Regions from separate parts of the Homo sapiens genome. Here region 1 is linked to region 2. The links are chromatin loops, found by intact Hi-C in ENCODE. Cell type or tissue: GM12878. All regions are shown on one strand. Each heading gives the region's core, and the rest is flanking DNA. Links, peaks and the distances in the headings are about the cores only.

Region 1 (16,761 bases), core at 5,417-13,416, 410 kb before region 2:
GCTGCACTCCAGCCTGGGCAACAGAACGAGAACCTGTCTCTAACAAAATTTTTTTTTTTAATCCTGAAACCCAGAGATACCCCAGACCAATTACACCAGAATCAAATCCAGGAGTGGTGAGTCCTCAGCATCAGTATTTTTTTTAAAGCTCTGTTCATGATTCCAATGTGCAGCCAAGTTTGAAAGCCACTGGGCTAGGTGCTGGAAATATAAGTGAATATCACAGTGCTCCTGCCCTTGTAGGGATCAAAGTCTACGTGAAGGACACCTGAATTCATTCTGTAGAATATAGTGGGCCGAGCACAGTGGCTCATGCCTGTAATTCCAATACTTTGGGAGGCCGAGATGGGTGGATCACCTGAGGAGTTTGAGACCAGCCCGGCCAACATGGCAAAACCCCATCTCTATTAAAAAAATACAAAAATTAGCCAGGCGTGGTGGTGCGTGCCTGTTGTCCCAGCTACTCGGGAGGCTGCGACAGGAGAATCGCTTGAACCCAGGAGGTGAAGTTTGCAGTGAGACGAGATCTTGTCATTGCACTCCATCCTGGGTGACAGAATGAGAGTATGTCAAAAAAAAAAAAAAAAAGAATATAGTGGTAAATGCCTTAATAGAGATATGGAAACAATACTGTGGGAACCCAGAAGAAGAAATGCTTAGATATGGCTAAGGGATACAGGAAAGCTTCAAAAAAGAAGGAACAGTTAAGATGGACGTCGTAGAATAAATAGAAGTTCATTGACATTTTCCTTCCCTCTGCCTCCCTCCCTTCCTTTTTCTTCCCATCTTCTTTATCAACCTTTCCACCTTTCCTTTGTCCTTTTCATTCTTCTCACCTACTTTGTTTCAGATGGGCTCTGAAATAGGCCCATAAGGAGACAATAGTAAACATAAATGAAATGCTAATCTGCAAGACACATCCTCTTCCTGGAGAAGAGAATACTGTGTGTAGAGCCCCCAAAAACTGAAAGAACCTGGGGTGTTTGGGGACAGCAAGTTCATTTTTGCTGGAGTGCTGTGGGTCAAAATATGGAGGAAATGTCATACCAACAGCCTAAGGAGTTTGAACTTTTCCTTCAAGGCATTTAGGAGCAAAACAATATATGACGAGATTTAAGACAGTGGTGTTTACCACATCTTGGGTGTTACCTGAAGTGACTGTAAATGGTACAGAGATGTACCATTAATTAAAATTGACTCTCACAGATTTTCAAGTCTTAACTTGTATATTTCAGTCCTGATTACCTCCAAGAGAGTCTCAATTTGGTGCTGGGAGGTTTTCAACCTCCCATATAAGATGGGTTTTTAACCCATCTTACTCTTGCTAAGGTTTCTCTTTAACAAAGCAAAGCCTTCCTCACAATATCTGGCTAGAATTAAATCACATTGTTTTATTGTCATCTTGTTTATGCCTATGGAAAGTTCTGTAGATAACAAAAAAAATGATAACTTGTTTTTCATACGTGGTAGTGAAATAAACTTAGGCAAAAAAGTGGATCCATTTAAATACATATATAAAGTAAATGGTGGTATAGGAAAGACATAGATCAGCAAGAATTATAATGGGAATAAGTTAGTAACTGAAGGAGAAAAATGTGGATTTAGAAAGATTGCTTGCAGTTGACATGGGTGGGGACTAGAGGGGGTGAGATTGGAAGCAGGCTGGCCAGATAGGGGGCTGTTGCAGTATCCCAGGTGAGAGCAAACTTGAGCTTAGACCAAGTCAGCCTCCAAAGGATGAACAAAAGGAGTAGGTGGCTGGCCTCTAGAAGGCCAGTGACGGACAGGAGACACCAGAGCATGTTCTAGGGAGGTGACACTGACTGAAGTCCACTGGGTAGGTTCAGGGGAAGATGAGAGAGACCAAGTCCCAGGGCCTGACTCCAGGTCTAAGGTAGTGAAAGTACTGGGCGTGAAGACAAGAACTTTAAATTCCATTACTGGCCTTGGGTGCCAAGATGAGCTCATACACAGAAGAATCAAGGAGCAAGAGGCAGCTTGCTGCTGGATCCCAAACCTGGCTGGGCACCACATTCACCAGGGGAGCTATTAAAAAACAGAGTCATCGGCACCAGTCCAGACCTACTGGATCCTACTGAATCGACTAAGCTGGATCCCAGTGTACGATATATTTCACAGTTCCTCTGATAATTCTTATGAACCCAACCTGGATGTAACCACAGTGTAAAAGCCCTTGCTACACAGTGAGGTTCGTGGGCCAACAGCATGAGCATCACCTGGGAGCTTGTTAGAGATGCAGAATCTCTGGCCCTACCTCAGACCTCCTGAGCCATTTTAATGAGACTCTCAGAAAACTTATTTGCATATGAAGGTTTAGGAAGCACTGGCCTAGACCACTGATTTGTTTAATCCTGGCTGCACACTGGATCACCTGGGGACCTTTAAACCATAGTGGCTGGGAATCTGGGAGTGCGGCCAAGGTATCAATATGAGTTTTTTTTTACATTAAGCCTTTTAGGAACACTCAGTTGTAGGAAATAATATAGAGGAATCCTGCATACACTTTACTCAATTTCCTCCAGTGGTAGCATATTACAAAACTGTAGTAAAATATCACAACCAACATATGGACATAAAGACAGTCGAGTACAGAAGAGTTCCGTCACCAATGTTGCCTTTCTATAGCCACATCCCCTTTCCTTCTCACCTCCCCCATCCCTAAACCCGGCAACCACTAATCTGTTCTCCATTTCTGTAATGGTGTCATTTCAGGAATGTTACATAAATGTCACACAGTTAGTAACCTTTTGGGACTGACTTCTTTCACTTCACATAATTCTCTGGAGACTCATCCAAGTTGATGGGAATAGGACTGGTGCATTTCTTTTTACTACTGTGTAGTATTCCACAGTTGGTTGGTTGCTCATTCACCCATCAAAGGGTAGCTGGTTGTTTCCAGCATTGAGCTATTATGAATAAAACTGCTATAAGCATTCATGTTCAGTTTTTTTTTCTGGGCAAATAAGTTTTAGTTTCTTTGAGATAAATGTCCACGAGTGCAATTACTCAAGTTTATGGTAGTTACATGTTTAGTATTTTAAGAAACTGCCATACTCTTCCAGAATGGTTGTATCATTTTACATTCCCATCAGAAATGTATGAGTGACACAGTTTCTCTGCAGTCTTCATCAGCATTTGGTGTTGCCACTGTCTTTTATTTTAGCCATTCTGATGGCTGTGCAGTGATATCTCGTTGTGGTTTTGACTTGCACTTCTCTGATGGCTAGTAATATTGAACATCTTTTCACATGCGGATGTGCCATCTGTATCATCTGTTTGATGAAATGTTTCCTCATATCATTTGCCCATTTTCTCATTGGATTGTCTGCTTTTTACTGTTGAGTTTTGAGAGTTCTTTATATATTCTGAATAGTAGTCCTTTCTTAGATATGTGGCTGGCAAATATTTTCTCCTTGTCTTTTTATCCTCTTAACAGGGTCTTTCACAGAACGAAAATTTTCCTTTTGATGGGGTCCAATTCATTGTTTTTTCTTTTTATGGATCATGTTTTAGTCACAAGTCTAATAACGTTTTGCTTAGCTGTGGATCCTGAAGATTTCCTCTAATGTGTTTTTCTACAAGTTTTGTAGTTTACATTTTACACTTAATGGTCTGTGGAGCATTTTGAGTTAATTTTTTTTTTTTTTTTTAGACTGAGTCTCGCTCTGTCACCAGGCTGGAGTGCAATGGTGCAATCTTGGCTCACTGCAACACCGCCTCCCGGGTTCAAGCGATTCTGCCTCAGCCTTCCAAGTAGCTGGGAATACAGGTGCGTGCCACCGTGCCCAGCTAATTTTTGTATTTTTAGTAGAGACAGGGTTTCACCATGTTGGCCAGGATGGTCTCAATCTCTTGACCTCATGATCCACTTGCCTCGGCCTCCCAAAGTGCTGGGATTACAGGCATGAGCCACGGTGCCCAGCCTGAGTTAATTTTTTTAAAAGACATATGGTTTAGGTTGTTCATTTTTTGCCTATGACGTCCAATTGTGCCAGCACCATTTGTTGAAAATGCTTTCTCTCCTCCATTAAATTAATTTTGCACCTTTGTCAAAAATCACCTGAGAATATTTGTGTGGTTCTATTTCTATTTCTTGCCTCTCTGTTCTATTCTATTGATTTATGTGTCTATTCCTTTGCCAATACCACAAAGTCTTGATTACTGTAGCTATTAATATATAGTAGTTTTGAAATTGGGTAGGTCGATTTCTCCCATTTTATTCTCTTTTTCTCAAAATTATTTGAGTTATTCTAGTTTCTCCACCTTTCCCTATACATTTTAGAAGAGTCTTGTCTATATCCGTAAGACATCTTGCTGATATTTTGATAAGAATTGTATTAAATCTGTACGTTAATTTGGGAAGAATTGACATATTTACTCTGTTGAGACTTCCGATCCATAAACACTCTCCATTTATTTACATCTTTGATTTATTTCATCAGCATGTTTTAGTTTTCAGCACACAGTCCTGTACAAGTTCGTCTGAGAATGTGTTGATTTCCCTTTATTCCTTATAGATATTTTCACTGAGTATAAGAGTCTGGGCTGACAGCTCTTTTCTTTCAGCATCTGAAAAATATAATGCCATTTTCTTCTTGTCTCTATGTTTTCTGTGGGAAATCTGCTATCATTCTCATTATGGTAAGGTGTTTTTCTCTGATACTTTCAAGTTTTTTTGTCTTTCATTTTCAAGAGTTTAATTATTATGTGCTTTGATGTATATTTGGGGGGCTTATCCTGTTTGGTTAACAGCTTCTTGATTCTATAGATTTAGGTCTCTTGCCAAATTTGGGACATTTTCAGCCATTATTTCTCAAAGCACATTATCATTGCCACCCTCTTTCTCATCTCCTTCTGGGACTATGATTATATGAATGTTAGATCTTTTGTTATAGTCCCACAGGACCCTGGAGTTCTGTTTGTTTGTTTGTTTATTATCTCTTTTCTCTCTGATGTTCAGATTTGGGAATTTCTATTGTTTTATCTTCCAGTTCACTGATTCTTTCCTCTGTTCCTACCCTCTTGCTTTTGAGTCCATCAATTGGGTTCTTTTTTGTTGTTGTTGTTGTTTTTCAGGTAGAAATCATGTTTCCTTTTAATTGAATACTTAGTTCACGTTTCCTCTCTTGCTGCTACTCTGGTAATAATTAGGTCCCCACCTCTCAAGAACATTGCACCTGACCAGACTGAGAGCCTGTGTGAACATGGGCCCCAAACCAGGGCTTTCAGAATAACAAGGAACAGCCAAGCCAGCCTCTCCCTTCACTTAGAAAGGAACTGTGAATGGGAGGGTCCAAATCTTCATCGTCCAAACACAGAAAACCAGGAGCTCAATGCCAACATGGAAACCAAAATGTATCGGGAATGAAGTACAGTACCCCTTCACATACTCGAGGTCAGGATGGGTTTGCAGAAATCGTATCTGACCATCTGGCCTCTGCTAGTAGAGGCCCCACCCCAGCATTTTTAGGAGAAGATGTTTTTGTTTCTATTACTTGTATTATTTCCCCAAGGGGCATAATATCTACTAAAAGGAATATAATGAATCAGAATAAATCAGCTCACTCACAAGAAACCTTCCTGGGTAATGGTTTTTAGTTGCTGAGCTTATTCAGCACATGATTTAAAAGTGGCAAAATTCAGGGCAATCTGAGAAGAGAATTCAAAAGTGGCGGCCACAGGTTTGGGTAGGACACACATACATACAACTCCCATTTTTTTTCAGTGTATGTGTCAAGAGGTCAAGACCCCTGATCATCAAAATAAGTTATTTTGTATATTACAGTGCACAGGACAACAGAGGGAAAGACACTTTCTTGGAAGGTGACAACAAGGTCTTTTGCAAAAGGTCCACTCCAAAAGGACTGGAGCCCAGTGCCTTGTGGCCTTCATTAACTTGACCCCACCTCTTCTTTGGTTGCAGTGGCCTCAGTGGGAGCTGTTTCTTCTGCTTGTTCTGCTGGCTTCTTCTCTCTTTCCTCTTCCTCATCCTCATCCTCTTGGGGATAGAGGTCTGGGTATTTCTGCAGGCATTCCTGCATGGCCCGGAACCGGTCTACACAGTCTGACCCCTTGATCTCCTCCGTGCTATAGTGGAAGCAGGAAAAGGCTGACTTGAACTGTTCCCCACAGGGGCCGCTGGCCATTCCCCCAAGGCATGGACGGTTCCAGTTAATGTCTTCATTGGTAGTATCAATCCATGCTCCTCGTATGGATCGTTGGGGTCATCAGCCACCAATTCTGCATTGCTTGGAGTTTCATGGTCTTCTTTGGTTATAAATATGATTCGATCCTTCCCTTCCTGCCGGCAGTAGGACATGGCTGCAGCCCTGCCCTGAGACCTTGCAGAAGTGGCGGTGGCAGCAGCTGTAGCTTCACGCCATGACCTCCCTCTCCTCAGGCAGGGCGGGCACCTCTGGGTTCTTATTTCAATTATTATTTCCATTCTAAATTTCCATTGCTGCTTCTTTATATTTTCTGTTTCTTTGCTGAGACTTATTTTTTTCATGTGTCTCAATTGTGTTCACATTTGCATGTTGAAGCATTTTTATGATGATTACTTTAAATGTTTTGGCCGGGTACGGTGGCTCACGCCTGTAATCCCAGCACTTTGGGAGGCTGAGGTGGGCGGATCACGAGGTCAGGAGATCGAGACCATCCTGGCTAACACAGTGAAACCCCATCTCTACTAAAAATGCAAAAAATTAGCTGGGCGTGGTGGCATGTGTCTGTAGTCCCAGCTACATGGGAGGCTGAGGCAGGAGAATAGCTTGAACCCAGGAGGCAGAGATTGCAGTGAGCCGAGATCACACCACTGCACTCCAGCCTGGGTGACAGAGTGAGACTCCATCTCAAAAAAAAAAAAATGCTATTAGAAATCCCTTCTCATTTTTTGATGTGAAAAATGATTTTCAATTGAAATATGGAAATTTTAGGTATTATAAGACCTAGGATCATATTTAAATCTCCTGATTTATCTGCTTTTGACTGACACTGCTGTAGCAGAGGAAGCCGGAGGACACACGGGGAGAGTATGCTGCCTCATTACTTCCAGGTGGAGGTAGACGTCCTGGCTCCCCACTTCGCTTCTCTTGACACTTGAAGGGCGTGGCTTCCTCACTGTTGCTGAGCAGATGTGGGAGCTCCATCTCCCCACTAGGCCTCTGCAGATAAGTCCCCAGCTGGGAGGGATGAGAGTGCCTCCTCACTGCTCCCCATGCACCCCTACTGACACCATGGGGGTGGGTGCAGGGCTTGTCACCACCTGACAGGATGCAAGTCCCGGCTCCCTGCTAGGAATGGCGGGGACGCCACCCCAGCAAGGGGAGTTGAGTCACTTCATTACAGCTTGACAAGGGTGGAAGTCTTGGCTGCCCTCCCCACTTCACCTCATCTGGCTAGGACAGGAGCGGGGCACAGTGTTTTTCTATGGTGTTTGGCTGAAATAGAGCAGGTGTTGTCTAAAAGTTTTCTACTTTGCTAGGCAGCCTCTTTCCCAGTCCTTTGGCTGGACACAGCAGGCTTTTGTTTTGCCTGTGCCGATTGCCATTTCTGAGCTGCCAGCTACTTCAGGTCAAAATCTCTGATGTATGTGGCCAAAAAAAAGCCCAGGGAATTCATCACTGTGTCGCTCATTGGGCCCCAATGTTCCTCACTGCTTTGCCTTTGCCTCTCCACCTGTCAGAGTCTTCTTGTGTTTGCTTTAAATATAACATCCAGAGTTTTAGTTGTACTAAGCAGAATAGAGAAAGTACCTCTACTCAATCTTCCTGAAAGAAGACATCTCAATATGTTTTAAAAGCTTTTGACACAGTGGCTCACGCCTGTAATCTCAGCACTTTGGGAGACTGAGGCAAGTGGATCGTTTGAGACCAGCCTGGCCAACATGGTGAAACACTGTCTACTAAATACGTAAAAATTAGCCAGATGTGGTGGCAGGTGCCTGTAATCCCAGCAACCTGGGAGGCTGAGGCAGGAGAATCACTTGAACCAAGGAGGCGGAGGTTGCGGTGAGCTGAGATCGTGCCATTGCACTCCAGTCTGGGAGACAGAGCGAGACTCCGTCTCAAAACAAAACAAAACAAAACAAAGCTCTCAGGCAGGCAGAGTTGAGAATTACTGGTATAGGCTGGCACCTCCATGAGAATAGGAACTGTGTTCATCCGGTGGCTATCATAATATCTGTACCTGGCAAGAATATTCATCAGTGAAGATTTTGTGGATGGTTTGATGGAAGGAAGGGAGAATGAATGGATAGATAGATGAATGAATAAATGAATCATCTGTGATTATCAGAATAGAACTAGGAACCAGATCGAGTCACACTCATCTATGCCCCTATATATAAATAACTTCTATATATAAATATATAAATAACCCCTGTATATAAATACCCTGGCCCCAGAACCAGCAAGAGGGCTTGACCAGCAGGTGGTGCTAAAGAGCCCCAGGTGTGGGATGAGGTGGCAGCTGCAGGCAGGTGTCCATCAGGTCACTTGACTGAAAGAGACAAAAGTTACAGGAACTGGTAATCACCTGGGAGCTCTCTCTTATAAATGCCGCATCTGCCTCTCTTTTTCTCCTGCCAGCTCTTTTATTTAGTTCAATATCATCAATCACTTTTTTTTTCCTCAAGAAGAGAACAGCCTGAATGACTTTGGTCTTTGAAAGTGTATTTCTCAGAGTTTAATCTCCAAGGATTCGGAACAAAATGAACACATTATTCATCCTATCCTGAAATGATACTTGTGTGTGTGCTGGGTGTGGTGGTGTAATCACTGTGTCCTTGTCTCATGTTAGCACGGATATCCATATTTTCGAATTCCTTGGAATCTTTATTTAAAGCGTTTGTTTATTTTCCTCTTTTCACAGTGAAAAAGAGGATGATGTATTCACTGTATCCTTTTCTCACGTTAGCACGGATGTCCATGTTTTCAATTCCCTGGAATCTTTATTTAAAGTGTTTATTTATTTCCCTCTCTTCACAATGGAAAAGAGGATGGAGTGGGGGGAGTATGTGAAGTTCACTGGAAGGTCTTAGCAGATGGGTGCCACCTGGGCCTTTAAGTGAAACTTGCTCTTCAGTCACTCTGGGATCTCTTAGTGCAGGCACCAAGCCCTAAAAACTCCAGAAGCCTCTCTTTCCACATCATTAAAATGGGAGGCTGGGGGCAGAATTATTTTGGTGAGGTTACCAGCACGGTAAACGATTAAGGATTAAACGATTGAGGATTAAACGATGCAATATGGAAACTCTCCCAGCCTGATGCAATCCTGAAAATATTTCTTTTCTTTTTCTTTTCCTTTTTTTTTTTTTTTTTTTTTTTTTTTTTGAGATGGAGTCTTGCTCTGTCAACCAGGCTGGAGTGCAGTGGCGTGATCTCAGCTCACTGCAACCTCTACCTCCCAGGTTCAAGCAATTCTCCTGCCTCAGCCTCCCGAGTAGCTGGGATTACAAGCATGCGCCACCACGCCCTGCTAATTTTTTTGTATTTTTAGTAGAGACGGAGTTTCACCATATTGGCCAGGGTGGTCTCGAACTCCTGACCTTGTGATCTGCCCACCTCAGCCTCCCAAAGTGCTGGGATTGTAGGCGTGAGCCACTGCGCCCAGCCTCTCCCTTGCTTTTTGAGGTCAGAAAGTAAGAGATAACTGAGCTGGGCTTTTAATGCTGCCTTTGTTTGTTTGTTTGTTTGTTTGTTTGTTTTGCCATTTAGTGATAATATCCTTCAGTTTCCCTTTCCTGCACTTAGCTTTAAAAATCCCAGCCTGTCACACCAGGGCTGGGGGTTGTGGGGAGCAGACAAACAATCAAACAAGTTCAATCTCTTAAACCAAATTATAAAATGAGAAAGATCACAGATGTGCGGGAGGAAAGGGTTTGATGTAGCTCAGTCATTCCTCTCCTTCCACTTCTGATGACTAATTTAGAAGTTACGCATAACATCTCACTGCCCCTTTCACAAGAAATCATGATATCTATTTTATCTAAATCTTGGTTCTGGCTAAAGCAGTTCTTCCGCTAAGCAACTAGTTTGTTTTCATTTAAATGAAACTGAAGAATCTTATAGCTGATCCTGTTTCCCAGCACTGGTGTAGTGAAATAGATTTTAAAAACAGACAGATCTGGAACCCAGAGCAGCCTCTTTCTTCATCCACTGAAAAATTTTAAAAACAACTTGATTGAGGTGTAATTTACCTATCATAAAATTCACCCATTCTAAGTGAATCATACAATTCAGTTATCGTTAGTAAATGTACAGAGTTGTATAAACATCATCAGAATCCAAGTTTAGAACATTTCTGTTTTTTCCAAAAGATCCCTTCCTGTCCCCCCCTCCACTACCAGGCAACCACTAATCTATTCTCTGTCTCTATAAATTTGCCAATTCTGGACGTTTCATATAAATGGAATCATTCAATGTGTTGCCTTTTGTGTCTGGCTTCATTCACCTAGCATGATGTTTTTCCAGTTCACCCATGGTGTAGCTTGGAACAGTACTGTGTTTCTTTTTATTGACAAATGGACCACATTTTAATCAAAATCCATTCACCAGTTGATGAACATTTGGTTTTTTTCCACTTTTTGGTGGTTATGAATAATGCTATGAGTATCTGCATACAAGTTTTTCTGTGGTCACACGATTAGTTCTCTTGGGTATATATCTAGGTGTGGAATCACTGAGTCATATGGTAACTATGTTTAACCATTTGAAGAACTATCAGATTGCTTTTCACAGTAGCTGCACCATTTGACATTTCCACCAGCAGTGTTTCAGAGTTCTTCTTTCTCCACATCTTCACCAACACTTGTTATTGTCCTTCTTTTTAAATTATAGTCATCCTAGTCCATGTGAAGTGGTATCTCACTGTGGTTTTGATTTTCATTTCCCTAATGACTAATGATGTTGAACATCCTTTCATGTGCTTTTGAGCCATTCCTCTATCTTATTTGGTGAAATGTCTATATAAATCCTTTGCCTATTTATAAATTGGGTTATTTATCTTCTTATGATTGAGTTGGAAGTGTTCTTTGTGTATTTTGGATACATCAGATATATGATATATCAGATATATGACCTATAAATATTTTCTTCCATTCCATAGCTTTTCATTTTCTTAGTGGTACCTCTTGAAACCCAAAAGTTTCTCATCTTGATGAAGTCCAATTTAGCAGTTTTTAAAAATTCCTTATGCCTTTGGTGCTGTGTCTCAGAAATCTTTGCCTAACTCAAGGTCACAAAAATTTAGCTCATACATTTAGGACTATCATCAATTATGAGTAATTTTTGTGTATGATATAAGGGAAAGGTCTAAATTCATCCTTCTGCTGGTAGATCTCGGTTGTTCCAGCATATGAATTATTGCATTTTGTCTGCTGCCTTCTTCTATCCCCTCCTCTATTTTAGCATTCCCAGAGGTGAGCAACACTCCTCCTCTTGCCCCCAGTGGCAGCCCCCCACCCCCACTTAACCCCACTTATAAAATCTGGAGATTTTGCATGAAATCTTTTAGTTTTTAAATGATGTCAATTATTCAATTGTTTCATTTGTCTTCTTGATACATCAGATATATGATATATCAGATATGTGAGACCAACAGACTGTCTTGATGGCACAACTCCAATTCCAGTGTTCCAGAAGAGAGAACTGGGCTGACTGGTTTGTTCTGGGTCAGAGATAACTTCTGGTTCAATCACGTGTGCCCAGGGGTCAGGGTTACATAGTATAACTGTGGCTGCCAGAGCCCACCCTAGGTGAAATGATGGTTCTCAGAGAGGAGGCTTGACTTGAGCTGGGAAAATACCCCAAAAGGTGTCCACTCCTGGGTCATTATCTCATATTCAGCATTCTGCATCCCCTATGAACCAGCTTGAGGTTTCTACCTGGGGGCTTACAAAATTTATTTTGTTTACCCTGTGTAGTGTTCAAGAAGACAAATGAAACAATTGAATAATTGACAGCATTTAAAAACTAAAATATTTCATGTAAAAACTCCAGATTTTGTGTTTCCTTTTAAAAACAGGCAGATCTGAGTCTGCAGCAGTTGGTAGAATGTGAGTGGCAGCTGCCCTCTTCAAGCAGAGGACAGGCTCTCCAGGTTGCCCCGATCCCTACCACTCCCTCTTGCTCCACACACAGTCCTCTGTTCTTAGTAGCTTTTCTTCTCTGACTCTGTAGCCTCTTTGCACATGTACCTCCACCCCTGGAAAACCCACTGGGGCCACTACCTGCCCGCAAGGTCATCTGCCTCTTGCATCTTACCCAGAGGCTGACTCTTAAGCCAGAACTCCTCCAGATTCTAAGTCAGTTAGGTTCCTGTAATACTAGGCCCATAATGGCATTTTGCTATTTGCAGTCTGCTCTGTTCATCACAACCAGTGGCACTGATAAGCCTGGGTGTTTCATGGAAATTATGACCTGGCCAGACTTAATGAGATTATGCAGTACTGGAGCACCCTCATGCATGACACCTCTTTCTCAGAATTAGATCAAAGAAATTAATGTTCTGACTTACTTGACTAGAATAACCAGCCTACAAATGATGAAGAGGATAGAGAAGTTTGGACTGGGGAGTAGCAGGTGAGGCAGTTTAGAATGAATCAAGAAAGGAATCCCAAACTCTCACTTTGTACTAGAGAAAATAAAAGATGTGCTAAGCATGTGGAAAACATTTCTTTATTTTTATTTTTTTATTGAAGGAATCTATATTTTGTTTTTTTCAAAATGAATGCAGTTAGCTCTTATTTTCCCTATTATAAAATAAAGACAATCTCATTGTTGAAATCCTGAGAAATACCAAATATAATAAGTATCATCCAGTACCCAGAGAAAACCATGGTTGATGTAACATAACAAAGATTCACCCTGGATAGAAGCCTGTTAGTTAACAGAATTGACATTGTCCTGTACAAACAAACCACGTACGTCTTCTATAAATTTCATCATAAGCATTTTACCACCTAATTGCTGGTGCTCTGTAATGATTATCAAGGACCCCATGATATTCTATTCTGTAGCCACTGAGAGTTGAAGCCAGCTGGACTCCCTGGGTGGAGTGGGAACTTGGAGAACTTTTCTGTCTTACAAGAGGATTGTAAAACGCACCAATCAGCACTCGGTAGCTAGGAGTGTAAAACGCACCAATCAGCACTCTGTAGCTAGCAATGGGATTATAAAATGCACCACTCAGGCTGGGCACGGTGGCTCACGCCTGTAATCCCAGCACTTTGGCAGGCCGAGGCGGGTGGATCACGAGGTCAGGAGATCGAAACCATCCTGGCTAACACAGTGAAACCTTGTCTCTACTGAAAATACAAAAAAAAATTAGCTGGGTGTGGTAGCGGGCGCCTGTGGTCCCAGCTACTCCGGAGGCTGAGCCAGGAGAATGGCGCAAACCTGGGAGGTGGAGCTTGCAGTGAGCCGAGATGGCGCCACTGCATTCCAGCCTGGGGGACAGAGCGAGACTCCGTTTCAAAAAAAAAAAAAAATGCACCAATCAGTGCTCTCTAAAACATAAAACACACCAATCAGCGCTCTGTAAAACGCACCAATCAGCACTCTGCAAAATGTACCAGTGGGCGCTCTCTAAAATGCACCAGTCAGCAGGAGTCTAAAAGTAGCCAATAGTGGGGACGACTGAAAAAAGGGCACTCTGATAGGACAAAAACGGAACATGGGAGGGGACAAATACGGGAATAAAAGCTAGTCACCCCAGCCAGCAGAGGCAATCCGCTTGGGTCACCTTCTAGGCTGTAGAAGGTTTCTTCTTTTGCTCTTCACAGTAAATGTTGCTGCTCACTCTTTGGGTCCTTGCCATCTTTAAGAGCTCTAACACTTGGCCGGGTGCGGTGGCTCATGCCTGTAATCCCAGCACTTTGGGAGGCCAAGGCAGGCGGATCAGGAGGTCAGGAGATCAAGACCATCCTGGCTAACATGGTGAAACCCCGTCTCTACTAAAAATTCAAAAAATTAGCCGGCCATGGTGGCGGGTGCCTGTACTCCCAGATATTCGGGGAGGCTGTGTCAGGAGAATGGTGTGAACCTGGAAGGCAGAGCTTGCAGTAGCCAAGATCATGCCACTGCACTCCAGCCTGGGCAACAGAGCCAGACTCCGTCTCAAAAAAAAAAAAAAAAAAAAAAAAAAAAAGCTGTAACACTCACTGCAAAGGTCTGCGTCGCCATTCTTGAAGTCAGCGACACCAGGAACCTGCCGGAAGGAACCAACTCCGGACACACTACCTCAAGATACATTTAGTTCCCAAATGCCAGCTCATTTCTCTTTATTTTCTATCATAAATAATGTTGCAGTGAGCGTCTTTGTGCATAAATCTTTATTTACATTTTAGATTACCATGAGATAAATTTTTAACTATAAAGTGTTCAGGGAAAAGTAGAAAAGTGGACCAAAAGGTATGGTACAATATTCGTCAATGGGATAAATCCTACCTCAAACTTCTTTAAGTCTGAACTTCTTTTGAAAATTATGCTTACACTTTCTGCACTTAGTACATCTCCCCTGGCTTCTGCTGTTCTGTATTGGTTTGGGTCTCTCTTTTTTTTTTCCTTTTTTTAGATGGAGTCTTGCTCTGTCACCAGGCTGGAGTGCAGTGGCATGATCTTGGCTCACTGCAACCTCTGCCTCCTGGGTTCAAGTGATTCTCCTGCCTCACCCTCCCCAGTAGCTGGGACTACAGGTGCCTGCCACCACGCCTGGCTAATTTTTGTATTTTTAGTGGAGACGGGGTTTCGCAATGCTGGCCAGGCTGGTCTCAAACTGCTGACCTCAGGCAATCCACCTGCTTTGGCCTCCCAAAGTGCTGGGATTACAGGTGTGAGCCCCTGCGCCCGACCCTGGGTCTTGTTTTTTCAGGGCTCATCCAGTAAACCTCTGTTGAGCACCTATCATGTGCCAGCCTGGTGCCAGGCTCAGGAGAAATGATGGCAAGCGAAAATGCAGGGTCCCTGCTGTCAGCGAATGGGATGTCCCCATGGTGTTGCACTTCAGAGACAGAAATAGTGGACATCCTCCATGCCCTGGAGTTGCTCCCCATTTAGTTGGAGGAGAATCAGCTAAAGAATGATAATCCCACAAGAAAGTTGATAAAAGAGGAGCATGTTAGAAGTTGAGGATACCAAGAGAAAGGAACAAGTAAGAGTTTCAAGGCAAAAGAATGTTCCAGGCAGGGAAATGGCATCAACGTGTAAAGAAGCTTACTTACACCTTGGCCCCAGCGTGTGCTTCCAGACTCATCGTTCTGTGCTCTAGGCACTTCCAATGACTCCTCCCAATTCCTCAAACTCAGCTGTGTACTTTGAGTCTTTCTTCTACTGAGCCTTAAATACCTCTTTCTTCCTGCTGGAGAAATTCCACCCATCCTTCAAAGCCTGGCTTGCATATCACTTCTTCTCTGATGTCCTTTCTGACGTCCGCATTTTGCCTTGAGAGAGGCAGTTCTTCCCTCTGCTGTCCAGCTACCTGCCTTGATCTTATACCAGTCACCACGTTTGTCCCAGCTGAATTCTAGGGTTTTTAATTTAATTGTTTTGATGCTGTTTATCTTGTGTATTTCTTCGCATGCTAATTTATCAACTCTTTGAAGTCAGGGACAGTGTATCAATTAGGATTCGAGTTGGCTGTATGTGATAGAAAACACTAGCTAACAATGGCTTCCATGAAATAGACGTGAGGTCCAGAGGTGGGCAGTCCTCGCTGATATGGCAGCCCCATGATCATCAGGGACCTCAAGTCTGTCCCGATGGCTGCTTCACTTTCCTAATTGTGTGGCTTTTCCTTATGGTCCCAAGATGGCTGCTTAAGCACTACTCATCATATCCACAATCCAGCCAGCTAGAAGAATGAAAGGCCAAAGAAAAGTACACACCTTTATTTTAAGGCTGTTTTCTGGAAGTTGCAAACAACACTTGCATTTACATTCCATTGGAATTTAGTCACATGGTCACACCCAGCTACAAAGGAGTCTGGGAAATGTAGTTTCTATTCCAGGCAGCTGTATACTCAGCTGAGAAGCAGAGTTCTAGTCTTAGACATGAGAGGAGACTATTAGCAGCTTCCACCACAGTGAAAAACAAGGAAAGGTCAAGGATGAGTCCTCTGATCCTGAATGGGCCAGGTACAGGATGGTGGTGCTCACCAAGAAATGGAAGAAAACACAACCACTGCTATTAATTGAGCACCTCATGTATGCCAGACACTGTACTAGGTGCTTTATCTAAAACCAACGTTGCTGAGCTTTATTTAGGTAAATAATTGCATTGCCCTTGAGGAAGTTTGGAGTATTTCTAATTTGGAATCAGATCCAGGTTGCCTCTTCTTTCATGCTTCCCATGTTGGGGAGCTTACTGTCTTTCTCAAGGTAACTTGTTGCATTGTTGGATAACATCTTTTTTAGAAAGTTCTGCCTTACTTCGAGCTGAAAGCTGCACTCTTGGGTGGGAATGGAGTGTAGTAGTTCAGGGTGCATGTTCTTCAGTTGGATCAGTGGTTCTATCCCCCAGGGGATACCTGGCAGTGTCTGGTAACATTTTGGGTTGTCATGACTGGGGGCTTGCAGCTACTGGCATCAAGTGAGTGGAGGCTAGGGATAATGGTAAATGTCATCACCCAGTACACACGACAGCTCCCCACAATGAAGAGTCATGCAGCCCAAATGTCAATGGTAGGACCAAGGTTAAGAAACCCTGAGTTAGGGCCAGGTGTGGTGGCTAATGCCTGTAATCC
Region 2 (16,761 bases), core at 5,598-13,597:
GAGCGGAGCGCGAGGAACACCCCCCAGTGTCAGCGCTCCCCGGGCTGCACAGGAAGCGCCAGCGAGACAAAGAGCCCGCCTGTGCTCGCTGACACGGTGCCCTTCCGGCCCCACGCGGGAGAGGGACATTCTCCGCTGTTTGGGACGCTCACTCGCGAGCACAAAAACTCGCTGTAACTTTGGCTCCCCCTCCGTGAGCTGCAGGGCGCCGTGGCCCACAGCAGGGTACAGTAGACGGTGCAATCCTTACCAGCCCCTCCCCCAAAGAGGCTCAACTTTTACCGGCGTCCTACAAGTCCTTCCCCTAAAGACAATATTAACGGAAATCAAAAATACATACATTTTAAAGAGTTAAAAATGTGAGGCGCGAGTACGTTGCAAGCAACGAGCAAACTTTGAAGGGTTTCTACTTCACTGCCTCCCCGTCCAGCCCCCTCCACCGCCCCCCGCAGCCTGAGATCCGAACACACTCGGTGCCGAACCGAACCTAAGAAACGCCGGCCTTTCAAGTGCCCTACACCCCGGAGGAGGACAGCGGGCGCTTAGAAGGCAGGCACCCAGCACACTGAGGAGGAGTGGCCGGGACGAGCAACGGGCAGTAATTCTACAACGGGACATCTACCTTCGTAGCACAGAATGCCGATATTGTTGTTCATCTTGTCCAAGTACTGATAGTTCAACAGGTCCATCTTCATAAATAGCATTTATTGGGCTAGCAAAGAAAACCAGCTCTTTGCTTTTGCCCCAAAAGAGTTAAGTTTCAAAAATCAATTGTTGCTGAGTAGCTCCTGGCTCTTCAACTTCACAAAGGCAGAGGCCCAGCCTCAGACTATCAAAACAAAGTATGCAAAAGTTAAAAAAAAAAAAATCAGGCACAAAAAAATCGAGCTCACACGAAACCCTTCAAGGGCTTACTGGTAGACGGTGTATGTACTGTATCCCCGATCGAGTATGAAAACAGCGTTTCAGAAGTCCTTACAAGTCCTTCCTGGAAATGGAAAAGAGTGAAAAAGAGAAACGCGCAGCCCGTTTCCTAGGACAAAGCGGCGCCGGCCCCTCTCACAGCCCGCTGCAAGCCGGCAGCGCTGACATGAGGGCTATGCTTGGCATGACTCCTATGCCGCCGCTTCCTCTTCCCGCAGGAGGCCGAGCATGCTCACTGCGCCGCGCTGCCGAGGCAGGGAGGGCTTCTGCACAGGATCAGCCTCTCAATGTAGCAAGTGTTGGAAAGAAAGAGAAAGGGGAGGGGGAGAGACTCTAGAGACGGGGCCTTGGCAGAGTGGCTCTTGACAGGAAGCAGCCAAGCCGCTGCAAAACCGTAGGAGGAAAAAAGAAAACCCAGGAAGTTTCTTTTTCAGGAGCTAAGTACAAAGTAAAAAATCCATCATGGAAGCAAACTCCCATGGAATGCAACTTTCGTGAAACTTCATGTTGGGGTTTCGGAAACCCAAAGTGCTAGTGATGCATAAGCCATATATATATATATAGTGTCTTTGTTTCTTTTAAAGATTGTTTTATAATATCCATTTACACTTTAACTGGATATTTAAATTTCTGATGTTAATGTTACATATAGCTTCTTCCATAATCCCCATAACAACTGAGATGGACAGGGCAAGGAGGGTATCACCCTTTCACAGCAGAGGAAACAGGTTCAGATGGATTAAATGACTGGCCCACAGCCCCCAAAATAGTTGACAGAACTACTTTTAAAGTGTTTTTTCCCACCTAATGTTATAATTTTATTTAAAAAAACGAGGGGGCCGGGTGTAGTGGCTCACACCTGTAATCCTAGTCGAAGCAGGCGGATCACTTGAGGTCAAGAGTTCAAGACCAGCCTGGCCAGCATGGTGAAACCCCATCTCTACTAAAAATACATAAATTAGCCTGGTGTGGTAGCGCACGCCTGTAGTCCCAGCTACTCAGGAGGCTGAGGTGGGAGAATTGCTTGAACCTGAGAGGAGGAGGATGCAGTGAGCCAAGATCGTGACACTGCACTCCAGCCTGGGCAACAGAGTGAGACTTTGTCTCAAAAAAAAAAAAAAAAAAGAAAAGAAAAAAAGGAGACAAGGAGAGGAGAAGAGATGGAAGAGTGTTTAAGCAAATAGGGCTATAATATCAAAAATTAAAAGTGTACTTGAAATTATAGAGGGAAAGGGTAAAATTATTTTCATTTGGCATGTATGTCACCCACCTGTGTGTAAGAAGCTAGTGGCATGCAGCTGTACTATTTGCTATTGGAAGAACTTGGGGCTTAAACTTTGATTACCCAGTGCCTAGCACAACCAAGTTCAGGTGCCCAAAAACTGTTTACTGAACGAGTGAACCACTGAATGTTCAGTTTTCAGCACATCAAGAACGTGTTAACAAAATAGAAAAAAAAAAAACAAAAACTAAACATTTGAATTACTATTCTAAAAATATATTTTTAATATTCCAAAATAATATTTGAATAAATAATTTGAAGGAGTTGTATGTTAAAAATCCAGCAATAGGCCAGGCGCGGTGGCTCACGCCTGTAATCCCAGCACTTTGGGAGGCCGAGGCGGGTGGATCATGAGGTCAGGAGATCGAGACCATCCTGGCTAACACGGTGAAACCCCGTCTCTACTAAAAATACAGAAAATTAGCCGGGCGCGGTGGCGGGCGCCTGTAGTCCCAGCTACTCGGGAGGCTGAGGCAGGAGAATGGCGTGAACCCGGGAAGCGGAGCTTGCAGTGAGCCAAGATTGCGCCACTGCAGTCTGCAGTCCGCAGTCCGGCCTGGGCGACAGAGCGAGACTCCGTCTCAAAAAAAAAAAAAAATCCAGCAATAGTTGCATTGGGTTTATTAGGCACACTCATGGCAAGGTGTTCTAATGAAATCTTACTTGGGAGTCCGGATGCGGTGGCTCACGCGTGTAATCCCAGCACTCTGGGAGACTGAGACGGGCGGATCACTTGAGGTCAGGAGTTTGAGAACAGTCTGGCCAACATGGTGAAACCCTGTCTCTACTAAAAATACAAAAATTAGCCGGGCATAGTGGCATGTGTCTGTAATCCCAGCTACTAGGGAGGCTGAGGCAGGAGAATTGTTTGAACACGGGAGGCAGAGGCTGCAGTGAGCCAAGATTGTGCCACTGCACTCCAGCCTGGGTGACAGAACAAGACTCCGTCTCAAAAAACAAAACAAAACAAAAAAACTATATGACATCTAAATACTAAATACTGTTGCCGTCATTGCTGCAACAGTAATCACTGGGGTGACATCAGGGGAAGTAAGTAATAGGGGAATCAAGATTTCACAAGCTTTCATTTATAAGAATATTTATTGACACTATATTACATGTAATAAGCTATAGTGAAAGATATGTATCCTATCAATTGTAATTAAAATACTTAATGGTATTTGGTGGGGAGGGTTGAAGAAAACTCAAAACTCGTAACATCCAGTATACATGAGATCATTGCACTGAAAACAAACAATATCAGGTATCAGATTTAAATTTAACTGATAGTTTTGGAGTACTCTTACTGTGCTACGTTTTTACATAAATTCTCAATCAGAAAACTTTATCCATCATTGTCCCACATGGAAGAGAGGTGGCTGCACATTAGAACCAGGGGGGAGCTTTTAAAAATCTTGCTGCTGAGGTTGCATCCCCAACTCATCTGAGGTGGGAACCAGCAGCAGTAGCTTCTAAAGTCCCAGGTGATTCCAATATGCAGTCAAGGTTGAGAACCATTGCTTTCATCTAGGGAGGAAAAAAAAAAAAACCCTGCCTTAAGATATTTCATTTTATTCACTTATTTTGACATGAAGAATTTTTTTAATAGTAATTTAAGCAAATGATTCAAACAATACCATTGTAGAAAATGAATAAAATATTTGGTAACGTCCCTTAAGGGACTCAGCATCACTTAGAACAGCAGTTCTCAGCCTCCGGGTGGCAACCATTTTCGTGGACACCGTCTCACAGGTCTACCTTGACTATTGTAACATTCCCAGCCACAGCCACCACGTCTTTCCCGCTGATCCGGGAGGCTAGCACGGTGCTACCCAAGTGTGATCCAGAGGGGTTCGAGCACCAGGTGTTCCTAGTCCCCAAAAGCTAGATACAGAAACGGAGAATGAACATTTAAAACTTTTATAGCAATTCGATAGACTAATTTTATGTCTCTCAAATCTTAATATTAAAGAAATTTGAGGGCTGTAGTTTTCGTATTTCTAGTTATAGGGCTGCATTACATTTTATAAACTATCAGTCTGCAACAAAGTCTTGGGGAAAAATGAAACAAACCTGGTTTCACAGAGAAGCTTGTGCTCCAGAGGGGCCAGCTACAACAGCCCGCCTCTGCAGGCTGGGAGCGCCTCCTGGACCGGCTCTAGGCCTTTCCATCCCAGCTCCTGACAACTTTCACCTTAGTTTCAAGCACACTGGATGACCTGCAGTGAGTTATTCCACAAAGCACATCAGTATGCTTCTCGGTGTGCAGGACGTCTCTTCTTTCCCAACCTGTCTACTCAGCAAACATCCACTCTTCCTTGAGACTTGTCAGAAAGCCCCTCTTGTCCTGTGAAATCTCCCTACGATCCCATCCTACCATCTCCTCACACCCTACGCCAAGCTATCCTTTTACAGGGTAAGTAGTCCTTATCCAAAATACTTGGACCAGAAGTGTTTTGGATTTCGGACCTTCTTGGATTTTGGAATAGTTGCATTATACTTACCAGTTGAGCATCTCTAATTTTAAAGTCTGAAATCTGAAATGCTCCAATATGAGCATTTTCACCTGAATGTTGTGTCAGCACTCAACACTGTTCAGATTTTGGAGCATTTTTCATTTCAGATTTTTGGATTAGGACGCTCAACCCATACCTTATATGTGCTTCTTTCCTAGCCTAGATCTTCGGAGCAAGGACTATGCCTTCCTCACCTTTTCGAGGTCAGTCTGGCAGAAGTCTGGCAGAAGCCTGGCGCATGGTAGGCCATCAATAAATACCAGCTGAATAAAATCAGTAAACATCTAAACGGCAGATTCTTCATTTCCCCATCCCTACTTCCAGCACACTCTGGATTATCTTACTCGATGTCATTAGGTGGCTGTCAACATCTCTTGGAGACCACAGGTCCTTGCCTTTAAGAAACACCATGTAGATTCTGATTGTACTTCAGGGTACAATCAGCTCATCCATAAAAAAAAAAAAATACTAGAAAATATCAATCCTTCTCAGATTCATTCATAGGATAATATATTCATAATTAAAGTAGCAACAGGATAGTTTTGTAGGGAATTGGAAAGATGGGTCTAAATTTTATCCACACACACAAATGAGATGGGAAAAGCTAGTTCTTTTTCTACGAATGAATAAGTTTGATCTATCAAATATTTAAAACATAAAGCAAAGAATATATTTTGGAGTGTTACTGGGTAGAGACTAGGTAGGACCAGACAGATACTGTGGATATAGGAATCAGAAATCCAGGCCAATGGGGAAGAAGTGGATTACAAAACAAACATTACTGAGAAAAGAATCCAGATAGCACTTTGCCTTATACTGTACATCAAAATAAATCCCAAATGTTTTAAAGATTATTTAGATGCTTTTAAAGTAAGGTTTTTGCTGCAAAAACTTACAAAACTATAAGGATATGTTCAGACTATCTGATGTGGAATAGGAAAACATTTGCTAAGCCAGAAATAAAATTTTTAATCAAAGACAGAAGCCACCAAGGAAGATGTAGAATTTGATTGAGAATACAGATTTTATGCTTTTATACATCTAAAAACACCAAAACCAAGTAAAGGCAAAATACAAAACTGAAGAATATATTTGTGTCATATATTACAGTGAAGGATAAATGTTCTTGGTATTCAAAGAACATTTAAAAATAGAAAGAACAAAGGAAAAAATTGAAAAACCACTTGATCTGAATAACATTTTTTAAGAGCATGAGAAACAAATGGCCAACACATTTTTGAAAAACTATTCAACCTTACTAATAATCAAAGAAATATAAATTTTAAGTGATTTTCCAGCTACCAATTTAACAAAAAGACTTTTTCAATCTTATTTCTTGCTGGTGAAACAGGATGCCATTGGAATCTTTGCTCACTGCTAATGCAGTATAAACAGATAACGCCTGTGTATAAAGCAGGTTGGCACACACTAGACTGTTTTATGAAAAATGTCCATGCCTTTGTCCTTGCCTTGGACTCTACTTCTAGACTTCTGTCTTAAGAAAATAAGATTTGAAGAGTTTCATAAAGATGCTTATCATACAGCTATGTGTAAAATGAAAACCTGAAAACCTAAAGTCCAAATAAAAGGATGCATTAAAACCGTGGCTTATCGATGACAGACTATTACGCAGCCATTACAACACCTTCAATAATCTATAATGACATGAGGAAATGCTATGCTATATACTGTGTGACAGTACTACATTTGTTAACTGAAAACAATAAAAATCGGATATAAAACTAAAACACACATTATTCACCAACTGTGCTAATGTATTTATGAAAACATACATATATATATAGGAAAAAGTATACATTAAAAAGACTGGAAAGTATTCCAAAATGTTAATAGTGCCCATCTTTGAATGGTGGGCATTTTTTCCATTTTCCTGAATTTCTAACTAGCCTACAAATAGTTTATTCTTCCTATAATGAAGATGCGGATAAGGAAAGTTCTTGATTTTTAAAAAGCAGCAACACAATGAAATAATATTCCCTGGTGAGACATAAGCAATGGATATGTATATCTTATTATAGCTTACATATCTCATGATATCTCCTTTTGATTTGGGTTTAACAACTTAAAAATAATAAGAATCCAAACATTTCTTTAGAACTTTGGAACATTCAAAGATGTTTAAGATGGGGTATCTGTCTCAAAGAGCAAAATTGACAGAGACAGCTCTACACTTGCAGAGCTTATAGACATGTGTACGTGCTTTTTATCTTCTACTGCTTACTAATTATGTCATATGTCAGTACCAATTCCCCCAAACTAGACCATAAGCTTCTAGAGGGAAGGAAAGCTAAGCCTCAGTCCTTAGAGTAAAACTCCCCCACAGCACACAAGTGCTCTATTTGGTTTGGTTTGGTTTGGTTTGGTTTGGTTTGGTTTGGTTTGGTTTGGTTTGGTTTTTTTGAAACAGGGTCTCCCTCTATTGCCCAGGCTAGAGTGCAGTGGCTCAATCACAGCTCACTGCAGCCTTGACTTCCCAGGCTCAAGTGATCCTTCCAACTCAGCAGGACCACAGGTGCATGCCACCGTGTCTGGCTAACTTTTTTTTTTAATCATTTTTTGTAGAGACAGGTTCTCACTGTGTTACCCAGGCTGGTCTTGAACTCCTGGCCTTAAGCCATCCACCCGCCTCGGTCTCCCAAAGTGCTGGGATTACTGGCATGAGCCACCACGCCTGGCCCAATAAGTGCTTTATAAATGTTAATTATGGTTGTGCCTCAGCATCTTTGTGGAATAATGGCAATATGACGATAGAAGAAAGCCCAGGCTAATTACTAGGCTGATCTGTTTAATTAGCTAGAGGTTTGACTACCACTTTAGAATAGATCACCAAAACTGCGAGCTGTGTAATAAAAGCCAAATACTCTTCTATTTAATATCAGCCTGTGGAAAGAAAAGCCAAATGATCAAAATCACTCCCCAGACATTTATTTAAAATAAAATGCTTTCATTTGAGCACTTGAAGAGAGGGGAAAGTTTTAATGTTAAGTCTAACATAACATCTCCAAATACCACATTAGAAAATATGAGTAACCCTACTGCGCTATCTGTTTCCCCTACTGGGTTCCGCTGTGCTCTTCCTCCCAGGGTTTCAAGTAAGCTGGATATTTAGTTAATACTTTCATTTTAAAGTGCTTTTTTTCTCTTCTTGCTACACATAGAAAACACACACACACACACACACACACACAGACACACACTTTAACCTGATGTAAATAATATTCAAAACAGACCTTACTAATAACAAGAAAATAAGTTTGACTATTCCTTGAGCTAAAGCATCAGTTAAACAATAAGTTGGAGGTGCAAAACTGTCATGTTTCAGAGGATCTCTAGGTCCGTCGCAATTTACCAGCACATTCCTCAGTGTACTAAGAACAGTACCAATGATGATGATGATGGTGGTGTTTGTAAAACACTACACTGGTCAACACATTTTTGCTTCGTAATCTACTTAATTTAATTACTAAGACAAGGTTGTAAGAAGGAAAGCATAGAAAAGGGTTTAAGGGACCAGGCGCGGTGGCTCACGCCTGTAATCCCAGCACTTTGGGAGGGCGGGTGGATCACCTGAGGTCAGGAGTTCGGGACCAGCCTGACTAACATATTGAAAACCCATCTCTCCTAAATACAAAAAAATTAGCCAAGTGTGGTGGCAGGTGCCTATAATCCCAGCTACTTGGGAGGCTGAGGCAGGAGAACTGCTTGAACCCAGGAGGCGGAGGTTGTATTGAGCCAAGATTGTACCATTGCACTCCAGCCTAAGCGATAGAGTGAGACTCAAAAAAAAAAAAAGAAAGAAAGAAAAAGAAAGAAAAGGGTTTAAGGTAAAACCTAGCATTGAGTAATAAAAAAGGAAGACTTAAGAAACCAAACTTTCTTTTCTTTTAAACATTGTTTAGAATGCAAATTCCTTAAAGGCCTAGCTGAATTACCAACCCCCCGCCCCCACCAAGAACCATTAGCTAGGATTAATCTCTTCATCCTGCATTATTTTAGGTTTATTCTATACTTCATTCTAAAACAAAGCAGACTATAAGATAGTTTCTGTGTCTGTCCCCTACCATATTATAAAGACTGCTTTGTACACGGTAGGTCAACAACTAAGCTGCTGAGTTAAAGGAGAAACCAAAACAAAACAAACTTCAAATGCCTTAAATATCAATGACGTACAGTAAGTACCAGGGAGTAGCTGATTTAAAAAAAAAAAAAATCAGCGACATAAACCAAATATCTAATAAGCTCCCTTTGTTGTTACTTTCTTTTAAGAATTCCTAAATATATCATAAAATAGTGATTATTTATACAACTTGGGGCTGCTCAAGGATGATTTTTTTAAAAGGACAGTATTTTGTGGAATTTTTCACAAAAGCAAATATCATTAAACTATGTCTTAGATTTTATTATTTACAAAATACTACCATTTGTAAGTTAAAACACACTCAACTTCTATTAAGTAGCGACTGATCATTCTCTGTAATATAAGATTTTAACACAAATCTATGGACTTTTCAAAAACTTTAAATGGGTCTTCAGATCATATTTAAATTTTCAATACAACACCACCCTCTAGGGGTGAACTTTAAATTACAAAGACCATTTTGAAAAAGCAAACTGCAGAATTCGTGCTATTCTTGCCTGATGTGCATTATATTTCAAATACAAAAATAAACCTTATTTTATTTAATATTAAAATTCATAGAAAATATCTTTTAACAAATAGTTTAATTCTTACTAAACTCTGCAAAAGTTAAAACAAAATACAAAATCAATTAAATTGATGCCAAGTGATTAAATAGGAAATGTGCTTTCACATAAATTTAACCTTAATAATCCTAAAAAGTGCAGACTGGGAATGGTGTTTTTTGTTTTTTTGTTTTTTTGACATGGAGTCTAACTCTGTTGCCCAGGCTGGAGTGCAGTGGCGCGATGTCTGCTCACTGGCAACTTCTGCCCCCCGGGTTCAAGCGATTCTCCTGCCTCAGCCTCCAAAGTAGCTGGGATAACAGGCACGTGCCACCACGCCCGGGTAATTTTTGTATTTTTATTAGAGATGGGGTTTCACCATGTTGGACAGGTTGGTCTCGAACTCCTGACCTCAAGTGATCCGCCCATCTCAGCCTCCCAAAGTACTGGGACTACAGGCTAAGGAATGGTGTTTTAAATAAATCAGAATAAATCAGTGCGAGGGAAGGGAATTTAATTAGATTAGCATCCCCAAGAAAAGAGAAATCTCTTGCAAAACACTTTAACTTGTTAGTTTTACAACTACTGTCTTACATGTTTGACAATACAAATATTTTCTTGCATGTTTACATACATGATTATTTTAGTGATTTTCGCTACTACAACCAATTTAGGTTCAGTAAGTCCCATTCAAAGAACATTCACAATTAAAACGCTATTCTGATATTCACTTTGTACCAAGTCATAATTACTCATAGATGTATTCCTGCAAGATTGACTAGAACTGACTTCCATGGTAAAAATAGAAGAACTGGAGAAAATGTCCCAAATATTCAACAACTGAAGGGCTAAGTTCGCTGCTAGCCCCAATGTGTGACCCAACTTCATTTCACAGGTCAGTCTGCCTGCACAGTGCTTCATTCATTATGCAGCACGCTAAGCACCTCCACAGTCATCCTTCCAACCAGTTAGGGTGCCGTCCAGGAAAGAGAAATCATGGCTGTTATTTATATAGGGAGAATTTTAATGTATCCCACCTCCACCTATTCCTTCTTCCAGTAACTACCCCCATAGGGTAACTTACTATCCTAACCTTTAAGAACGTAGATCAGTTGTATAACACTTTATAGAAAGAGAATCGTATGATGCTAGCTACTCTTGTGGCTGGATTCCTTCACTCCACATATTTTATGAGTGGTAGCATTATTTTTATGTGCAGTTGCATAGCATTCATTTGCATTGCTGTCTAGTACTCCATTACTCCAATATATCGCAGATCCTTCATTCTACCACTGATGGGCATTTAGGTAGTTTCTACCTGGGGGTTATTATAAATAGTGCTGCTATGAATATTCTAGTGTGTGTCTCTTATCAGCCTCGGAATGCATTTCTGTCGCACATGTACTCAGAAGCAGATACGCAGAAAGTGTATGTTCAGCTTAAGTAAATATTGCCAAATAGTTTTCCACAGCAGTTGTACCCGTTTATACTCCTACCAGCAGGGTATGAGATTTCAAGTTGCTCCCCATCCTTGCCAACAGTTTTCCAACTCTTTCATTCCTGTTATTCTGGTAGGTCTGGAGCAGCCACACTACGACTTTACTTCGCACTTCTCTGATGGACAGTAAGAACTCTGTGACACTTGTAGCAGGCAGAGGGATAGAATTCACCCGAGACAACACAGAGGGAAGGGCCCCGGCCAGAGGCTCTCAACCAAGGAGATTCTGCCCTCCTCAGGAGACATCTGGCAATGTCTGGTTATTTCAAATTTGGGGGTGTTGTTAACATCTAGTGGTTAGGAGCCAGGGATGCTGCCAAACATCCTACAATGCATAGGACACCCCCCACCACCACCACCACAACAAAGCATTATTTGGCAAAAGTGACAATAATGCCACAAATCAAGAAACCCAAATCAAGCAAATCATTATTGGGCATTTTCTCCTTAGCCAAATCATCATTCTCTGATACAGCACAAGAGGTCAATGTCCTATTGTCTTAAAATGTTATTTTTCCTAGAGTTGAGGGGATAGAAAGACAACAAAGGATACTAAGTGCCACACTCCATGGCACAGTGCATATCTTCTGCATATCCTGTTTCTTTCTCAGTTCTCGCGACAATGCGGAGATGAGGAAACAGATACCAAGCAGGCTCCTTGGCTCCTCTAAACTCACGCAAAGAGCAGCAGAGCTGGGACCAGAAGCTGTGATTTTCCACTGCACCCAGGGTCTTACTTTTAACTAAAAATAAGGGGAGTTTTTAGAGTCCACAATTCCTGTTAACTTGCAAGGCATGAATTTTACCTTATTAGCTTTGCAAAAGGCAGGCAAATAAAACGAGGTATGAGAAAAAGATCATTTGCAATGTTAAGATTATTAACCTGCACCTGTAAGTATCTTAAAATATTTCAACAAATCCACCTTCCTCATCACACGGTGATCTCTTTGAAATGAAACCCATACCATATTTTTCTTTGTCTATGCCCAATACCTGTAAGAGCAGGCATTCAACAGTTAACATGTCCTGGATTAATTACTGGCCTGAAACCCCAGTGAGAGAAGACAGAATCTTTATAAAACAAGCAGGTGGTTTAGATTTTATTTCATCACCAACACAACTATATTTAGTAACATTAACTAGAATAAACGGTTTTTGTTGAAAAATATTCAATTAAGTCAAATAATGGCCAATACCACAAAATTCTTTTTGAAATGCAAACAATTCAATTTTTCCAAGGATGAGTTTGCCAGCATTACCTTATCCTCCTGTGGATCTTCTATTTGAGGCTTCTATTTGTGAGGCCATTGGCATTATTAGGGCCAACAGAAATCCACCCACTATTAGAGCAGTTTTGAACCGTGGCCATACATTACAATCACCCAGGAGGTTTTGAAAGCCATGGGTGTCCAGGAGGATAATTTGGTAAATCTGCAGTAGATGAATTTTGAATTTACACCCAGGAAATAACTACACTTAGCAGTATCGTTTGAAAATAGCTACCCACGTAATTTTTGCAAGCTCCCCTCCCCTTAGGGGTCAGGACCACTACCCTGGAGATTCTGAACTGAACTGAGGAGGGCACCTGGCTGCTTTTCATACCCACCAGAGTTCAACATCCCAATGAGTTAGTTGCTCGTGGGCAGGACTAGGGGGCGACGTGAGCCCACCTAACAAACAGCCTGGCTTCCTTCCCACAGGGATGGCACCACCTGGTCATTTGTATTTAAACAATTCCCATCTGCTTTACACAGAAGGGGCAAACCAAACCCACCACCCCCATTCTCAGCCTATCTTCTTAAATTATCAACACCCAGTAGCTGGAATAGGACTTGAAATGGATAAACCTACCAACACTTGACTGCAGTGAGCCCAGAAATGGACAAGGCAGGATTTCCTGTTTACCCCACATAGGGTGGGGAGTGCGGGGACTAAGGGGTCCTAAGAAGAGACAGCATTTGCCGGAGGAAACAGTGGGGTTTCCAGTTTGTGTCTGGTTCCGGCTGGTGGCGGGGGGTTTCTAGTGACTCGTCTCACTGCATAGGAGCCTGCCCTCAGAGGACGCAGGCAGGTGTCATTTCAGGCCTGTGTACTCCTCTGATGAACGGCCATCTCCCTCCCATTCACATCCGTGCTGTTTTGCCTTATCATTGTTTCCCCAGCACCTAACACAAAGCCTGACACTGGTGGGTGACCACTAAACATTTCTTGAAAGAACAAATGGGAAGGGAGAGCTCCAGAATCTAAGCTGGGAACAGAGGAAAGCGAGAAGCCTAAAAGAAGGAGCGAACTGAAGAATGAAGGAAGTCAGGAGGGAGCGCAGGTGCACAGCTTTGTGATGCTCTGCGTGGTTACAATAAAGAGATGATCAAAGTATGATTTCCTGAAGCACATGGTCTATTGCCATACAAAGGCTCATGATCCCTAAGGAGGGGAGAATAATGAGAACAGGCCTACCAGGGAGCACACACGACAGACGAGGTCCATTCACCACACAGGGAGTGCTTCCCAAATATTAAAGTCCAGTTGCTCACTTAGGATGGAAGCAGGCCTCTGTGGAAAGTGACATCTGATTAAGTTTGAGGTGTGCCTTTTATATGAGTGGTTCTCTCCAGAGATGGTGTCCAACACAGGGAGGGATCCACGGTGACATATAAGGCCCCCGGAGGCTAGAGGAGTTCCCAGGGGTGCTGGTGTTGGCAGGGCCTTTAGGCTGGAAGGCTAACAGGCTAGGAGCACCTGAGCTGGGGATCTTTGCAGAAGGGGCTGGCAGAGCTCAGCCTGCTGTGGCTAAGCCCTCAACGTATCTGTCAAACTCTAGAGCTGAGATGTCCACTGGGGTGCAGTAGCTGAGGTCAGTAACTCCTATAGGGTCTGACAGTGTGTGGTGTCGCATTCTCGAGGGGAGGGAGAGCACACCCCAAGTTCTCACCACAGCAAAGCAGGCCACTCGCATAGCAAGCCAGGTAAGCACTGGGAGTCACTTCAAAGCTCCATACCATGTGAGAACCAGGGATGGCTTTGAGAAAGAACTAGGTTTCTAGCCAGGCTCTGAGGACTAGCCACAATCCAGGCTCTCAGAGAAGCAAGATGACTGTGACCCCAGCAACAACGAAGCACGGCCCTGGTCAGGCATTCAGATGCCAGGAAAGAGAAGAGGGGGTCTGGAAAGGAAGGACTGACCCGAGGAGGAGAGGACTGTCCTAAGAGCGTCTGCAGGGAGGCTGGGAGTAGGCAGCAAGGAGGTAAGGAAGGCCAGCCTGGAGCTGAGAGCAGTGACGGGCCTCCCAAGCTGAGCCCTCTGTACTCTTCACACTGCTTTCTAGCAAAAAGAGCACTGGATACAGAGTCAGAAAAATCCAGTTCCCAGGCCATAACCTTTGCTAGCCATGCAATCTTCATCAAGTGATTCCACCTCTCTAAGCTTGGATGTCCATCTCGGCAGCCTCTGTGTTGTCTGCCCGAGCCCTAAAATCCAAGGACTCCGATCATTCCTCTTTTCCCTCTCCACTCTTCCCCACCCAACCACAGGCCGCCATTCACTGCAATCTCAAGACAGAATGTCATGTTTTATAGAATACACGACGGTAACTGGTATTTCTAGGAGGGTTGGCTCCTGGGTTTATGCTGTTTTTCTTACAAATGTGGCAAGCAAATGAGAGCTTCACCTCCCAAGACAAAAAAATAAAAAAGAGACATTTTAATCTTAACAATGGGCATGAAGAATACTGTTTGGCTCATTTTCCTGCTGGTATGAATTAACAATAACAATTACAGGGAACAATGGTGAGAGGATCTTAACTAACCCAAAGTTCTCTGTGTCTCTGGAGAGAACACTGAGGCAAAACAGCTGCTAACTAGGAGGAATCTGGCTTTCTCTTCCGTAAAATGAAGAGATCTAAAACTCCTGGCTGTCACTAGTTCTAGGTGAGTCTGGCTACTAGAGGGTTAAGGAGACTAACCCTTTCACCCATAAAAGTTTCAGGTGTAATCCTATTACTTTGGAATGGCTAGCAGTGTTCTACGAAACTATTCAAGGATTAAGGTTAGAGAATGCCTGTGCCCTATGGTACAGGCTGCCATAAAGAAAATTATGATCCTAGATGCAGTGATGCCAATTTACATGGTATCTACATAAATGATTCTTCCAGCTCCCTCTTCTCCATTTTCTCAGTAAAACAAGTTTTTTGTTAGTTTTTCTTCTTGAGACAGGGTCTTGCTCTGTTGCCCAGGCTGTAGTGCAGTGGTATGAACCCAGCTCACTGCAGCCTCAACCTCCGGGACTTTAAAAAAGGCGATCCTCCAACCTCTCAGTCTCCGGAGCAGCTGATACTACAAATGTGCACCACCACACCTGGCTAATTTTTGTATTTTTTTGTAGAGATTGTGTCTGGCCACGTTGCCCAGGCTGGACTGGAACTCCTGGGCTCAAGCGACCCACCTGCCTTGGCCTCCCAAAGTGCTGGGATTACAGACGTGAGCCACCATGCCCGGCTAAAACAAGTTTTTAAGAGGGAGAGAAATGAGCAAATACAGCATTGCACCTGCACGTTCAGGACTGTCTACTCCCCAAAGCAATAATCAAACTACCATATTTTATTTATAGCTGCTCTCAAGGCACAACTGCTTCCAAAGTACAAGCTAGAACATTTCTAGTTTGGTCTGGAACCACAAAGGAAAGGTACACCAACATGCTGTACCTTGGAAAGCTGACCTGTAAAACGGAAGCCTTCTTCGTAATATTTAACCAAACACAGGGCCTGACACCTTCCAGTCCTCTTCTGACAGATCACTGCAATATGTTTGCTGTTTTAATATCATGATTAATTAAAGAGCCAGCTGACAATTTTACAAACTAGGAAGGACACAGAGGAAACAGAATACGCGAACTATTCCTGGATCTTTCCTTTTATCCAGCCGGCATGTGGCACGCTATTCTTCATGAGTGAGAAAATCCATGCCCTAAATTCTCACTCATAAATGCATATTTAGTTAATATTGAACAAAAAGAAAATAGTCCAAATAATTTGTCAGATATGCACTTATAAAACGCACTGAGTCAATGAATGCAAAAATATTTTGAAGAGCCAAAAAGTGCTATCAGCTGCTAATAGAAGACACTAGACAAAGTACAGCATCTAGAATTGTTTTTATTGAGAGAAGAATTTTGCTGAGCCCAGAAGCAGAAACATCCAACATAGGTACCTAACACCACACACATACAGCACCTCCAGGCGTCAGGCACAACTATCCTGCCCAGAGTCATGATACAGGTGAACACCTAGAAGTTAAACCCAATATATATACAATTTCCATGCCTCTAAGAATTATTTACTTGTGTCTGGGACCCTAGACATACAGCAAGCAAGGCATTCAAACAACATGAATAGAGTGCCACGTTAACGAAGATCTCACTCCACTGGCCCAGAAGGGATTGGGATCCAAAGATGAGTAAGACACAGTCCCTGTCCTTGAAGAGTATATCACAGAGGGCAGAACATAAGACCTACAAACAAACAATAGAAGGCAGAGGGAGGACAAATCCTATTTTCTTTTTTTTTTTCTGTTTTCTTTTCTTTTTCTTTTTCTTTTTTTTTTTTTTTTTTTTTTGAGACAGAGTTTTGCTCTTATTGCCCAGGCTGGAGTGCAATGGTGTGATCTCGGCTCACCGCAACCTCCACCTCCCGGGTTCAAGCAATTCTCCTGCCTCAGCCTCCCGAGTAGCTGGGATTAGAGGCATGCACCACCACGCCCAGCTAATTTTGTATTTTTCAGTAGAGACGGGGTTTCTCCATGTTGGTCAGGCTGGTTCTTGAACTCCTGACCTTGGGTGATCC

The links. A loop is a pair of places that touch in the nucleus more often than their neighbours do. Peaks named below come from ENCODE experiments on the same cell type or tissue, not always from the same donor. Only the 100,000 strongest peaks of a DNase experiment are listed, where the experiment ranks them.
Region 1: it touches region 2 in a loop (9-fold over the local background); 20 of 110 quality-filtered maps call a loop at or near these places.

What each region holds. Positions count from the first base shown.
Region 1 is chr3:11,228,341-11,245,101 of GRCh38, forward strand. All of the region lies in intron 1 of HRH1 (histamine receptor H1), which reads left to right. It also overlaps the pseudogene CHCHD4P4. Among named protein-coding and RNA genes, the nearest start is that of ATG7, 36 kb to the right of the region's middle. In GM12878, for the core only: a CTCF peak has its summit at 8,453 (motif pointing right); no DNase peak of the experiment used is centred there.
Region 2 is chr3:11,642,815-11,659,575 of GRCh38, forward strand. VGLL4 (vestigial like family member 4) reads right to left here and starts at 1,101. Exons shown (of 5, transcript NM_001128219.3): 1 at 623-1,101. The coding sequence starts at 704. RefSeq lists enhancers at 1-54, 1,245-1,324. In GM12878, for the core only: CTCF peaks have their summits at 9,320 (motif pointing left) and 12,581; no DNase peak of the experiment used is centred there.